Linked DNA regions of Homo sapiens: region 2 is linked to region 1. The links are chromatin contacts, found by Hi-C or POLR2A ChIA-PET in ENCODE. All regions are on one chromosome and are shown on one strand. The core of a region is the stretch at or near the end of the contact, and the rest is flanking DNA. Distances in the headings are between cores, read along the strand shown. Region 1 has its middle 7.0 kb from the start of VESTAR. Region 2 holds the start of MTA1-DT (MTA1 divergent transcript).

Region 1 (5,572 bases), core at 1,064-3,563:
CCGGGCACGGTGGCTCACGCCTGTAATCCCAGCACTTTGGGAGGCCAAGGCGGGCAGATTACGAGGTCAGGAGATAGAGACCGTCCTGGCTATCACGGTGAAACCCCATCTCTACTAAAAATACAAAAAAATTAGCCAGGCGTGGTGGTGGGTGCTTGTAGTCCCAGCTACTCAGGAGGCTGAGGCAGGAGAATGGCGGGACCCGGGAGGCGGAGCTTGCAGTGAGCCGAGATGGTGCCACTGCACTCCAGCCTGGGCGACAGAGTCAGACTCCGTCTCTTAAGGAAAGAAAAGAATCGGAATGACAGATACCGGCAGTCTGAGGATTGGCGGAGATGGCCTCGCTGACTGGGAATATTTGAGCAGAGGCAGGAAATGGCTGGGGCGGAGGGACTGGCAGGAGCAGAAGCCTGATGTGGGGCTTGGGGCGTGCTGGGGCGTAGCGAAGTGGCAGGAGATCCCGGAGCACCGGCAGGGAGGGGAGCCAGAGGGAGAGGAAGGTGTGGAGGCCTTATGGAGCTCTCCTGGGGTCTTGGATGTTCACTCCGAGTGCGATGGGAGCTGCAGGAAGGTTTGATCCCCGGAGAGACCAGATCGGGCTTGAGCTCTGACCGCAACCCCTGGCGCTGGTTGGAGGGCACACGGGCAAGGCGGTGGTGGGAGCGCTGCGGCAGTGCAAGACCACAGAGCAGGGGGATATGCGGGGGGTGGGCTGGGAGGGCTAGGTGGGGCGTCTGACGAGGCTGGGGAACTCCTGTTCTTAAGCTCAGGCCGGGGTGAGCACTGTCCCTAGGAGGGTGTGGCCAATCCTCGCCCTCAAGGCACTGCGGCATGAATGAAGCGCTTTAAAGGGAGTTCCCAAAATGAAATCCCTAAGCGAAAGGTCTGGTCCTTCTGGGAAGCGGAGCAGACTGCGACAGCTGGCGTTGGAGCGGGGGGCGGTCCCAAGTCATCCTCAGGCCACCCGTGGCCAGCCCCAAGCTCTCTGCGGCGAGGAGCGCTAGCCCCAGAGCCTGGCGTCCTGCTGGGGAGGCGCCTTTCCCGCGGCGCTGGGCGCCCTGGGCATCCGGGAGGAGCACCCGTCCCGCCCTCTCCCCGCGCCCGGCTCCGCACTCCCCGCCAGCCCTGCGCCCCGCTCCCCGCGCGCCCCCTGGCGGCAAACTTCGCAATGGCTCCCGCCGCGCTCTGCTTTTCGGGGTTGCCGGAGGGGCGGGGCTGCCGGAGGGGCGGGGCTGCCGGAGGGGGCGGGGCTGCCGGAGGGGGCGGGGCTGCCGGAGGGGCGGGGCTCGAGTGGGAATGCAACCCTTGGACACGGTGGATCCTGGGAATCTAACCTTCCGTCCCGGGGCTGATGAGCTCCAGCCCTGCCCCAGGAACTGTGCTGGGGGCCCCTGGGGATGGGGACGCAAGCTCAGAGGGCGGAGACCTCGGGCGCCCCGGCTTCGTCCGCAAGGCGAGACGGGCCGCAGGGGACTGCTAGGGTCTGCAGGGGGGTCTGCGGGGGTGAGGGGGCGGGTGGGCTCGGAGGATGGCCCCGGGCTCCCAGGGAAGCTGGAAGGGCGTCGGGGGAGGTGACGGCGCGGAGACCTCGGACTCTCAGTCCTGCAGGGGCCGCGGACACAGGTGGGGAGGAGTGGGGGAGTTTTTCCCTGGGAGAAATGGGAAGCGTCGAAGGATTTTAAGGAGTGCGGCTGGTCGGGTTTGCATTCGGGGAGGTCGCTTTGTCTCTTGAGTGGAGAATGAGGAGGTGGCAACAGCAGGGGAGTCACCGGGAGGCTGCTCGGGTCCAGCTCAAAAACGCCAGGCCCGCCCCCGCCCCGCAGGTCCGCGGGAAGGAAGGAAAAGGCGTTGGGGATGCGTAGGAGGCAGAGGCCTTGGTGGTCGATCCGGTGTGGAGTGGGGCAGGGGCTGCGAGGAGGGCGCCCAGGACTGGTATCAGTGAACAGTGACGGTGGGGCAGGGCGGTGACCTTAGCACCAGCGCTTCGGTGGGGGGGAGGAAGCACCTGAGCCGCGGAGAAAGGCCTGCGTGAGGTGGGCACAGGCTGGCGTTGAAGCCCTGGGGTGGACTCACGTCCAGGGGAGGGCGGTGCTTCACACGTCCCAGGCACTGTCTTGTGTGGCCCCAAGTGCTGTCTGAATCTCTCCTGCGTCTTGGGCCCCAGCACCAACAGCCGTCGCCCTGGAGCCAGGCAGCAGCCTTAAGCTTCCCTGGGAGGCTGACTGGCTGGGAGCAGGGAGGTCCCATCGGGGAAGTAGGGGCGTGCAGGGGGCTTGGCGCCTGCAGTCCTGGAGGGGCAGGGCAGATGATAAGGCTAAGTACCTCCTGTCCTTTGCTCAGCCAGCCACTAGGAGGAGGCCGCAGAGAAGAAGCCGCCAGGGGCTGGGGGAGGCCAGGGACGGGGCAGGGAGGAGGGGCTGGGCTGAATGCAGGTGCCCCAGGAGCTGCGGGCTCTCCTTCCACAGGTTCGTGTCTGGTACACGGCTGGAGAAGGCAGGGAGGGTGGGAGGAGCCTGGCTTGGAGAGAAAGGGCTGGCCGGAGACACCAGAGTGCTCAGGGCAGGGGCGGGAGAGGTGGTCCCTCAGGCCTCAGTGGCAGAGGCATGGGGATCCAGGGCTGAGAGTGAGTCTGTGGTTCATGGGGTTACCAGAAAGGGGTCCTGATCCAGATCCCAAGAGAGGGTTCTTAGATCTCACGCAAGAAAGAATTCAGGGCGAGTCCACAAAGTAAAGCGAAAGCAAATTTATTAAGAAATTAGAGGAATAAAAGAATGGCCACTCCATAGAGCGGGCCAGAGGGCTGCTGGGTGACCATTTTTATGGTTTTATTTTTATTATATGATAAACAAAGGGTGTATTATTCATGACTCTCCTTTTTAGACCATAAGGGGTAACTTCCTGATGTTGCCATGGCATTTGTAAACTCTCATGGTGCTGGTGGGAGTGTAGCAGTGAGGACGACCAGTGGTCACTCTTTTTTTTTTTTTTTTTGAGACAGAGTCTCGCTGTGTCGCCCAGGCTGGAGTGCAGTGACACGATCTTGGCTCACTGCAGGCTCCGTCTCCCGGGTTCACACCTTTCTCCTGCCTCAGCCTCACGCCTGTAATCCCAGCACTTTGGGAGGCCAAGGCAGGCGGATCACGAGGTCAGGAGATTGTGACCATCCTGGCTAACACGTGAAACCCCGTCTCTACTAAAAATTCAAAAAATTAGCCAGGCGTGGTAGCGGGTGCCTGTGGTCCCAGCTACTCGGGAGGCTGAGGCAGGAGAATGGCATGACCCTGGGAGGCAGAGCTTGCAGTGAGCTGAGATCGCGCCACTGCACTCCAGCCTGGGCGACAGAGGGAGACTCCATCTCAAAAAAAAAAAAAAAATTTTAAAAGACCAGGTGCAGTGGCTCACGCCTGTAGTCCCAGCACTTTGGGAGGCCATGGTGAGTGGATTGCTTGAGCCCAGGAGGCAGAGGTTGCAGTGAGCTGAGATGGGGCCACTGCACTCCAGCCTGGGTGACAAAACAAGACCCTGTCTCAAAAAATAAAATATTTAAGCTTATTTTGTGTGTGCTATGGTTTGAATGTTTGTGTCCATCCAAAATTCATATATTGGAACTTAAGTTGCAAAGTGATGGTATTAAGAGGTAGGGCCTTTGGGAGGTGACCAGGGCAGGGCGGACGGGATTAGTGCTCTTACACAAGGGCTTGAGGCAGCGGGTTCTTTTCTTTAGGCCTTTTGGCCCCTTCCTCTATGTGAGGGCACAGCAAGAGGGTGTAATCCCTCCCAGACACCACATCTGCTGGCCTTGACCTAGGACTTCCCCGCCCCTAAAACTGTGAGGAATACATTTTTAGTATTTATAAATTACTCAGTCTGTGGTATTTTATTTATTTATTTGAGATGGAGACCAGCCTGGGCAACATAGTGACACCTCATTTCTTTAAAAACAACAACAAAAAAATTAAGGGAAAATCAGCCAGGCATGGTGGCATGGGCCTGTAGTCCCAGCCACTGGGGAGGCTACAGTGGGAGGATCCCTTGGGTTGGGCCTGGGAGTCCGGGCCATGATGATATCACTGCACTCTAGCCTGGGTGACACAGCAAGACCTTGTCTCAATTAAAAAAAAAGAAAAGAAAAGAAAAGAAAGGCATAGATCTTTACTGCAAGACGCCCACAGAATGCTGTCTACATGCCATGCCTCTAATTCCTCTTCTTTCATTCTCTTTTTAAAAACTTTTAAGATTGAGATATAATTCACATACCATAAAATTCATCTTTTTTTTTTTTTGAGTCTTGCTCTGTCGCCCAGGCTGGAGTGCAGTGGCGCAGTCTCAGTTCACCGCAACCTCTGCCTTCCAGGTTCAAGCAATTCTCCTGCCTCAGCCTCCTGAGTAGCTAGGATTACAGGCGTGCGCCACCACACCCAGCTAATTTTTGTATTTTTAGTAGAGATGGGGTTTCACCATATTGGCCAGGCTGGTCTCAGTCTCATGACCTTGTGTCTGCCTGCCTCATCCTCCCAAAGTGCTGGGATTACAGGTGTGAGCAACCGCACCCAGCCTTTTAATTTCTTTAAATGACGTTTAATAGTGTTCAGTGTTGGCTGGGCACAGTGGCTCACGCCTGTAATCCCAGCACTTTGGGAGGCCGAGATGGGCAGATCACGAGGTCAGGAGATAGAGACCATCCTGGCTGCTACGGTGAAACCCCGTCTCTACTTAAAAAAAAAGAAAAAAAAATTAGCCAGGTGTGGTGGGGTGGCGGGCGCCTGTAGTCCCTGCTACTCGGGAGGCTGAGGCAGGAGAATTGCTTGAACCTGGGAGGCAGAGCTTGCAGTGAGCCAAGATCGCGCCGCTGCACTCCAGCCTGGGTGAGAGAGCCAGACTCCGTCGCAAAAAAAAAAAAAAAAAAAAAAAAAAAAAATATATATATATATTTGGTAGAATTCACCAGTGGAGCCAAAAGGGCTAAGGTTTTCTTTATAGAGAGGTTATTTTTTTGTTTTTGTTTTGTTTTGTTTGTCACTAATTTAATCTTCTTACTTTAATTTTCTCCAGAGAATACTTTTTCTTTTTTCTTTTTTTTTGAGACAGAGTCTCACCCTGTCGCCCAGGCTGGAGGACAATGGCGTTATCTTGGCTCTCTCCAACCTCCCAGGTTCAAACAATTCTCCTGCCTCAGCCTCCTGAGTAGCTGGGATTACAGGCACCTGCCACCATGCCCAGCTAATTTTTGTATTTTTAGTAGAGATGAGGTTTCCCCATGTTGGCCAGGCTGGTTTCAAACTCCTGATCTCGTGATCCGCCTGCCTTGGCCTCCCAAAGTGCTGGGATTACAATTGTGAGCCACCGAACCCGGCCGAGAATAGTTTTTCTTAAGTCCTTAAGGACTCAGCTCCTTACATGAGCTTTGATGGTGGTTGTGGGGCAGCACAGACAGGTCTAAATCCAGGTAGGGTTGTTTGGTCCTTGCAGGCTGCACGACATGGATTCCTGACTGCCTTGCTGTGAATCGCACAACTCACACAGCAGTGTAGCGTCACGTGCAGCTTGGGAAGCACGTAGGCTTTGAAGATGC
Region 2 (5,572 bases), core at 1,715-4,214, 590 kb after region 1:
CCTGATTGTTGAATTCATGCTGCTATGAAGCTCTGAAAGAAGTCCTGTGGAGTCCTCTTCTGTTTCTTTGGTTGCGTTTTCTTATTTATTTATTTATTTATTTATTTATTTTTTATTTTTGTTTCTTTGAGACGGAGTCTCACTGTGCCGCCCCCAGGCTGGAGTGCAGTGGTGTGGTCTCGGCTCCTGGGTTCATGCAATTCTCCTGCCTCAGCCTCCGGAGTAGCTGGGACTACAGGCACGCGCTACCACACCCAGTTAATTTTTTTGTATTTTTAGTAGAGATGAGGTTTCACTATGTTGACCAGGCTGGTCTCGAACTCCTGACCTCAGGTGATCCTCCTGCCTTGGCCTCCCAAAGTGCTGGGATTACAGGCGTGAGCCACCACGCTCAGCCCAGTTGTGTTTTCTTCCATACTGGGTTTCTCACCGGCCCCTCACACCCTCGATGACTTGTTTTTCTGTTGTTGAATGACATGGATGTGGTCACGTGCCACCTCTCAGCAATGCTCCCACCTCAGCCTCCGGGGATATGCCACTACTTCTGTAGTGCTTTCTGACGTGAAAGCTCTTTCCTGAATGTCTATTCGCTCTGCTACTAAGTGGATGGAGTGGATGGATTTTTTTTTTTTTTTTTTTTTTGGAGACGGAGTCTCGCTCTGTCGCCCAGGCTGGAGTGCAGTGGCATGATCTCGGCTCACTGCAAGCTCCGCTTCCTGGGTTCACGCCATTCTTCTGCCTCAGCCTCCGGAGTAGCTGGGACTACAGGCGCCCGCCACCACGCCCAGCTAATTTTTTCTATTTTTAGTAGAGACGGGGTTTCACCGTGTTAGCCAGGATGGTCTCGACCTCCTGCTCGTGATCCTCCCGCCTCAGCCTCCCAAAGTGCTGGGATTACAGGCGTGAGCCACCGCACCCAGCTGGATTCTTCTTAATTCTTTGTTTTTATTGTTTGACTCACCTGAGGTCTTTGGACTTTGCCTCTGAGCTGGCTTAAGGGCAATCCACCTTGTTCACTGGTCTGGAGTGGGGAGGCAGAGTATGGGTCGGCTGGAGGAGTGGGGCTCTGTGCTCTCTTTTGAGAGTTTACTAAACGTCACTCTGCATGGTGAGGGGTGTGTCCTCTCCGCTGGGGAGGCCTGGCTTGAATTTCAGATTGCCTCCCTGGGACACCAGACCCTGTGCTGTGCTCCCTCAGAAGGACAGCCTTGACTGTCTCCACTCCAGCAGTCAGTTCTCTCCACTCCCACTGGGAGAAGGAGCAAAGGCTGGTGTCTTCAGGAGGCTCCTCTCCAGGCTGGGGCCAGGGAAGAGTGTGCATGTCACTGTCAGGATGTGTCCCAGTGGTGTGGCTGGGTTCTCAGGGTGAAGCTCGTCCATTTCTGGGATGGCAGCGGAAGCAGGCACTACACACGCAGCTTCAGGGGGCTCTCCCCATGCTTCCTAGCTGCCTGGCACTTTCTGGTGTTTCTGGCTAACTTTCTGGCCATGCCAGGAGTTGGTGGAAGGAGATCTCAGGCTGCAGCTTTGCTTTCCTGCTGAGGAGACAGAGGTAGGCTGGGGCTGTAGGACAGGGGAGGCCAGCAGCCCCACCTTCCTTCTGGAGAGACGCTGCCTGTCTGTCATTGCCCCTCTCCTGCACCTGGCCGCTGGCTGGCTGCTCTTCCCTCCCAATCACCAGCAAGCCAGCTCCTGTTCCCTGCAGCCCAGCCCGCAGGATGTGTCCTGGGACCCATAGCCCTCTCTCCCCAGAGACAGCACCGCCCTGCAGCTCGGGTTCCTGGCCCTGTGCTAACCCTGGTGGGGCTTTCCTTACTGGTCTGCTCTGCAGCCATGACATTGTGGCCACCGCTCTCCTTGGGACCCCCACCTGGCTTTCCTCCCAGCACATGCTGTTTCCTACCCACCTGGATGGTGTCCTGTGTGCTGGATTCCCCATGCTGTGTCCCCAGCATCCTGACCATGTCTGTCCCGCCTGCCTAGATCTTGCACCGTGGCCACGGGGCTCCCTCCTGATAGCCCTGAACGCTCCGCTCCATGTCCTACAGAGAGGGATGTCCCAAGTAGATGTCAGCTCCCTCCAGCATCTGAGCAGGCAGGACAGAGACCCACGGTGCTGCTCACATCAGCAGCCTGGAACCCCGAGACAGCTCCTTTTGCTCACCTCCCCCAACACTGATGTTGCACCTGTCTCCAAGCCACTCTGGGACCATCTGTTTCTCTCCATCTGGGAAGCCCCCTTCGCACCTCATGCTCTTCCTGGCTGGGGCGTCTGGGTCACTCACTGGACTCTCCTCTCCTTAGACCTGTGCACAAGCACACACGGGAAGGCATCCTGACAGGTGGTGGGAAGAGAAGGCAGCTGCCTCACTGCGGAAAGAGCACGGCCGCTCCTGGACTCCAGCCCTGTTGGGGCTGGCGGGGTCAGCAGGCGCTGGGTTCCAGCCTCAGGTGGGGTCTTTGGAGGTGGCCTCTGGGCACAGGCACCTCCTCTGCGGCCTTCTCACCAGGTCACGGTTCAGGGAGGCTTTGCCGGCTACGGAGCCTGCCCACACCAAGGCGCGCACGACCACCTGTCCAGAGATGCCACGCGGGCTGGGCGGCGAAGGCCAAGGACACGCCCTGCCTGGTGTCGGGGGCAAAGGTTAGGCCTGGAAGGGAGGTGTGGGGTGGGGACCCCGAGGCCAGGGCTGGGCCGCTGAGCTTCAGGGCCCTTGGGGGGCTCAGGGAGGAATGCCGGAGGACCCCAGCATCAGGAGGAACCCCTGGAGAGCTACGGCAGGACTCACCTGTGGGGCACAGGGAGGGATCACCAGGGAAATGGCCCTTGTGGAGGATCTCCCCTCTACCCCCAGGGCACCAGGGGAGGATCTACCAGGGGGTTCTGGTGGAAGGGCCCACCCGGGAAGCGGCGCGCGGGGAGGACTCGGGGGCGCCGAGAGGAACTGTCCGGGAAGGGGCGCGCGGGCCGCGGGCGGCGCGGGGTCGGTAACGGCCCGTGCGGTGGGCGGCGGCGCCCGAGGCCCCTCCCCGCCGCCCGCGGCCGCTCCTCCTCTTCCTCTCCCGCCCGCGCCGCGGCCCTCCCGTCCCTGCGCGGCCTCGGCGGCCTCGGCGGCGGCGGCGGCGGCGGCGGCGGCAGCAGCGCGGCCCCTTTAAACGCCTGCGGCGCCCCCCGCCCCCGCCATCGCGCCTCCATTTTCCCGGCCGCCCGCGCCGAGCGCCGCGCCCGCCCCGGGCCCCTCCGCCGCCGCCGGCCCGGACATGGCCGCCAACATGTACAGGGTCGGAGGTAAGGCCGCACCGCCTTTATGCCCGGCCCCGACCCGCCCGCAGCCCCCACCCGCCGCCGCTGCCGCCTCCCCCGCCCCTCTGCCCCGCAGGCCCCGCGCCCCCCGCCCGCCCTCGCGGCCCCCGGCTCCTTCCCGAACCGCCCCCCGCCGTGCTCACCCCAACCCAAAATGGCCCCGCGGGTCGGCCCCATCGGGGGCGGGCGGGGCTCGGCGGCCCGGGGGTGGGGGGCGGCCCACCTGTTGGGGCCGAGGGGGCGGCCGCGGGGGTGGCGGGGGGGCGCGGGGCCTGCGGGACATCCGGGGGTCCGGGGCCGGGAGCCCCCAGCGGGAGCACGTGGCCTTGGGAGGCGCCGGCTGCCGGTCTGGGAGCAGGAGTTTTGGGGCTGTGGGGTCTCCCCCGGCCCGCGGCCCTGTGCTGGGACTCCGGTGCATCCCCTCTGGGGATGGGGAGCCCCGGTGAGGGGCCACGTTCCTCCCTAGAGCCCTCCTGCAGCCTGGCCCCGGGGCTTCCCCCAGCAGGGATCCCTCAGGGGGTCTTCAGCAGGGAGCGAGCATCCCGAGCACGCCTCTAAGTCCCCCCAAACTTTTCCCTGCCTCTCGCTCACCTCAGCCCATTCGGGAGGCGCTTTGCAAGGGTTGGGGAGAGGCCGGAGGGCCTCCTGGGCAGGGGCTTCCTCCGTGGGCCCAGCCTCCTGTTGCTCGGGCCCCCCGGGCCTGCAGCTTTGAGCCTTGCCCTCCTTCGTGTGCCTGGGACTCCGTGGGGTCTTTCACAGGAAGGTGGGGGGTCGTGTGCATTCCATCATTCCATCAGCGCCTCCCTCCCCAGGACTCTGAGACCCCTCCCTGCCTGTGACCCTCTCGGGCAGGTGCTCATTACCTTTCCCACCTGCAGCCTGCGCTGCTGGAGGGAGCTGGGGTCACTCCCGCTCTGGCTTGATCCCCATGCCCCTGACCCCGAGTGCCCAGAACACTCTGTGTCTCTCGAGCGTGGCTTCTGCTGCCTTGGACGCCGTGTGGTCTGGCCGGCCAGTCCTGTGACCTTGGGGACGGTGGGAGCCCCCTACATCCCGTCTGTGAGATGGGCGGTCAGTCCGCATCAGCAGCTCTGGGCCTCCCCTGTCCTCTCAGAGGGGCGGTGGGCCTGTACCCCATCCAGCGGCAGCCCCTCCCACAGCCTCATACAGCTTTGCCAGGTCCCTGTGTGGACCCAGGTGCGCTGAGCCCACCCCACGCTCAGGGAGCAGCCTGGGTGCGGGGTCCCTCGAGGGAGGGGCCTGTTCCTTCCTGTTCTTTCTCCCCACCTGGAGACCCCCCTTCCAGCCTGACATGAGGGCCCAGTTTCTCACCCTGGCAGAGAGGATGCCTGCTGCCTGGGCTCCAGCCGGGCCCACTGCGCATGGTTTTGGGATTGGTCCCAAGAAGAGCTCTCCCTGCCCCCACCCATGTTGGGGGTGGGGAGTGGTGGCAGCTTTGGGCTCTAGGGCTGGGGACACCCCGACCCCAACTCATGCCTTCCTAGTGGCTGCATTGCTCGGCCTTCAGGCCTGCCTGCCTGTGATCTTGGCGCCAGCCTGGCTGCCCCCCCTCCAACCTTCCCATGCCTCGGTTTCCCCATGGTGTGGGTGAGGACCTCGTCTCTCAGCCGTCCTTTTGTGCCCTGTGGCAGCTGTGCTGTGGCTGATGAAAGCCAGGACCCTGCCTTGTCCCATCCCGGAGGTGCAGCTCCCCTGGGCCCCACACAGGCTTGGGAGGAGCCCTTCGTGGGGCTGCGCCGCCCTCCCCGAACCCTCTGTCCCCCTGTGCCCGCAGGCCCGTCCCAGGGCCTCACTGACCCACGCACTCCAGTGCTGTGAGGGTGGGTGGCCTGGACTCCTAGGCTGTGGCGGAGGGGCCCCACCATGCCTGGCAGAGATGCTGCTGGTCTCTTTTCCTGTGATGAGGAGCATGGGAGGTTGGGTGCTGTCTGCTGGCAGCACAGCCACGCGTGGGATCCAGACTGCTTCTGCGTGTGCAGTCCGTGGTCACTGTGGCCGGGTGTGCTCGGAGCTGTCAGGCCCCCCACGTGCCCGCCCCGAGGACTTCCTCTCCCTGCAGGTGAGACTGTAGGCCTCCCCCTCTCTACTCTGACTGTCCCTATAGGAGAAGCGGCATTTATCCCTGGCTTCTGGACCGGAACCCTGGGTTCCGGCAGGACCCCGGCAGAGCCCTGTGGTCGCAGTGGGCTGGGCATTGCAGGTTGGCTTCCTGTCTTGGTGCTCGCTCGGGGAGGTGGGCGTCTGGAT

What was found. A loop is a pair of places that touch in the nucleus more often than their neighbours do. ChIA-PET counts read pairs that join two places held with the same protein, here RNA polymerase II (POLR2A). Pooled maps may share reads with other maps.
Region 2: a map with no recorded cell type shows a loop between it and region 1 (5-fold over the local background). The contact joins the promoter of MTA1-DT here to the enhancer-like site in region 1. A Hi-C loop is called at or near these places in 1 of 168 maps with a recorded cell type or tissue (gastrocnemius medialis), 1 of 37 single-sample maps with no recorded cell type and 4 of 50 pooled maps. POLR2A ChIA-PET finds 5 or more read pairs at or near these places in 1 of 52 experiments (PC-9).

Annotation. Positions count from the first base shown.
Region 1 is chr14:104,825,443-104,831,014 of GRCh38, forward strand. It overlaps the pseudogene RPS26P49. Among named protein-coding and RNA genes, the nearest start is that of VESTAR, 7.0 kb to the left of the region's middle. RefSeq lists a silencer at 1,105-1,274 and enhancers at 1,424-2,209, 2,210-2,995. Within about 2 kb of position 2,314, at least 14 of the 41 ENCODE cell types and tissues checked have a DNase peak (open chromatin) inside an H3K27ac peak, as active enhancers do.
Region 2 is chr14:105,416,775-105,422,346 of GRCh38, forward strand. MTA1-DT (MTA1 divergent transcript) reads right to left here and starts at 2,965. Exons shown (of 2, transcript NR_125385.1): 1 at 2,248-2,965; 2 at 807-1,535. It overlaps MTA1 (metastasis associated 1), which reads left to right and starts at 3,053. Exons shown (of 21, transcript NM_004689.4): 1 at 3,053-3,289. The coding sequence starts at 3,262. RefSeq lists enhancers at 1,250-1,919, 4,598-5,265, 5,266-5,572 and silencers at 2,617-2,716, 2,747-2,796, 2,887-3,146.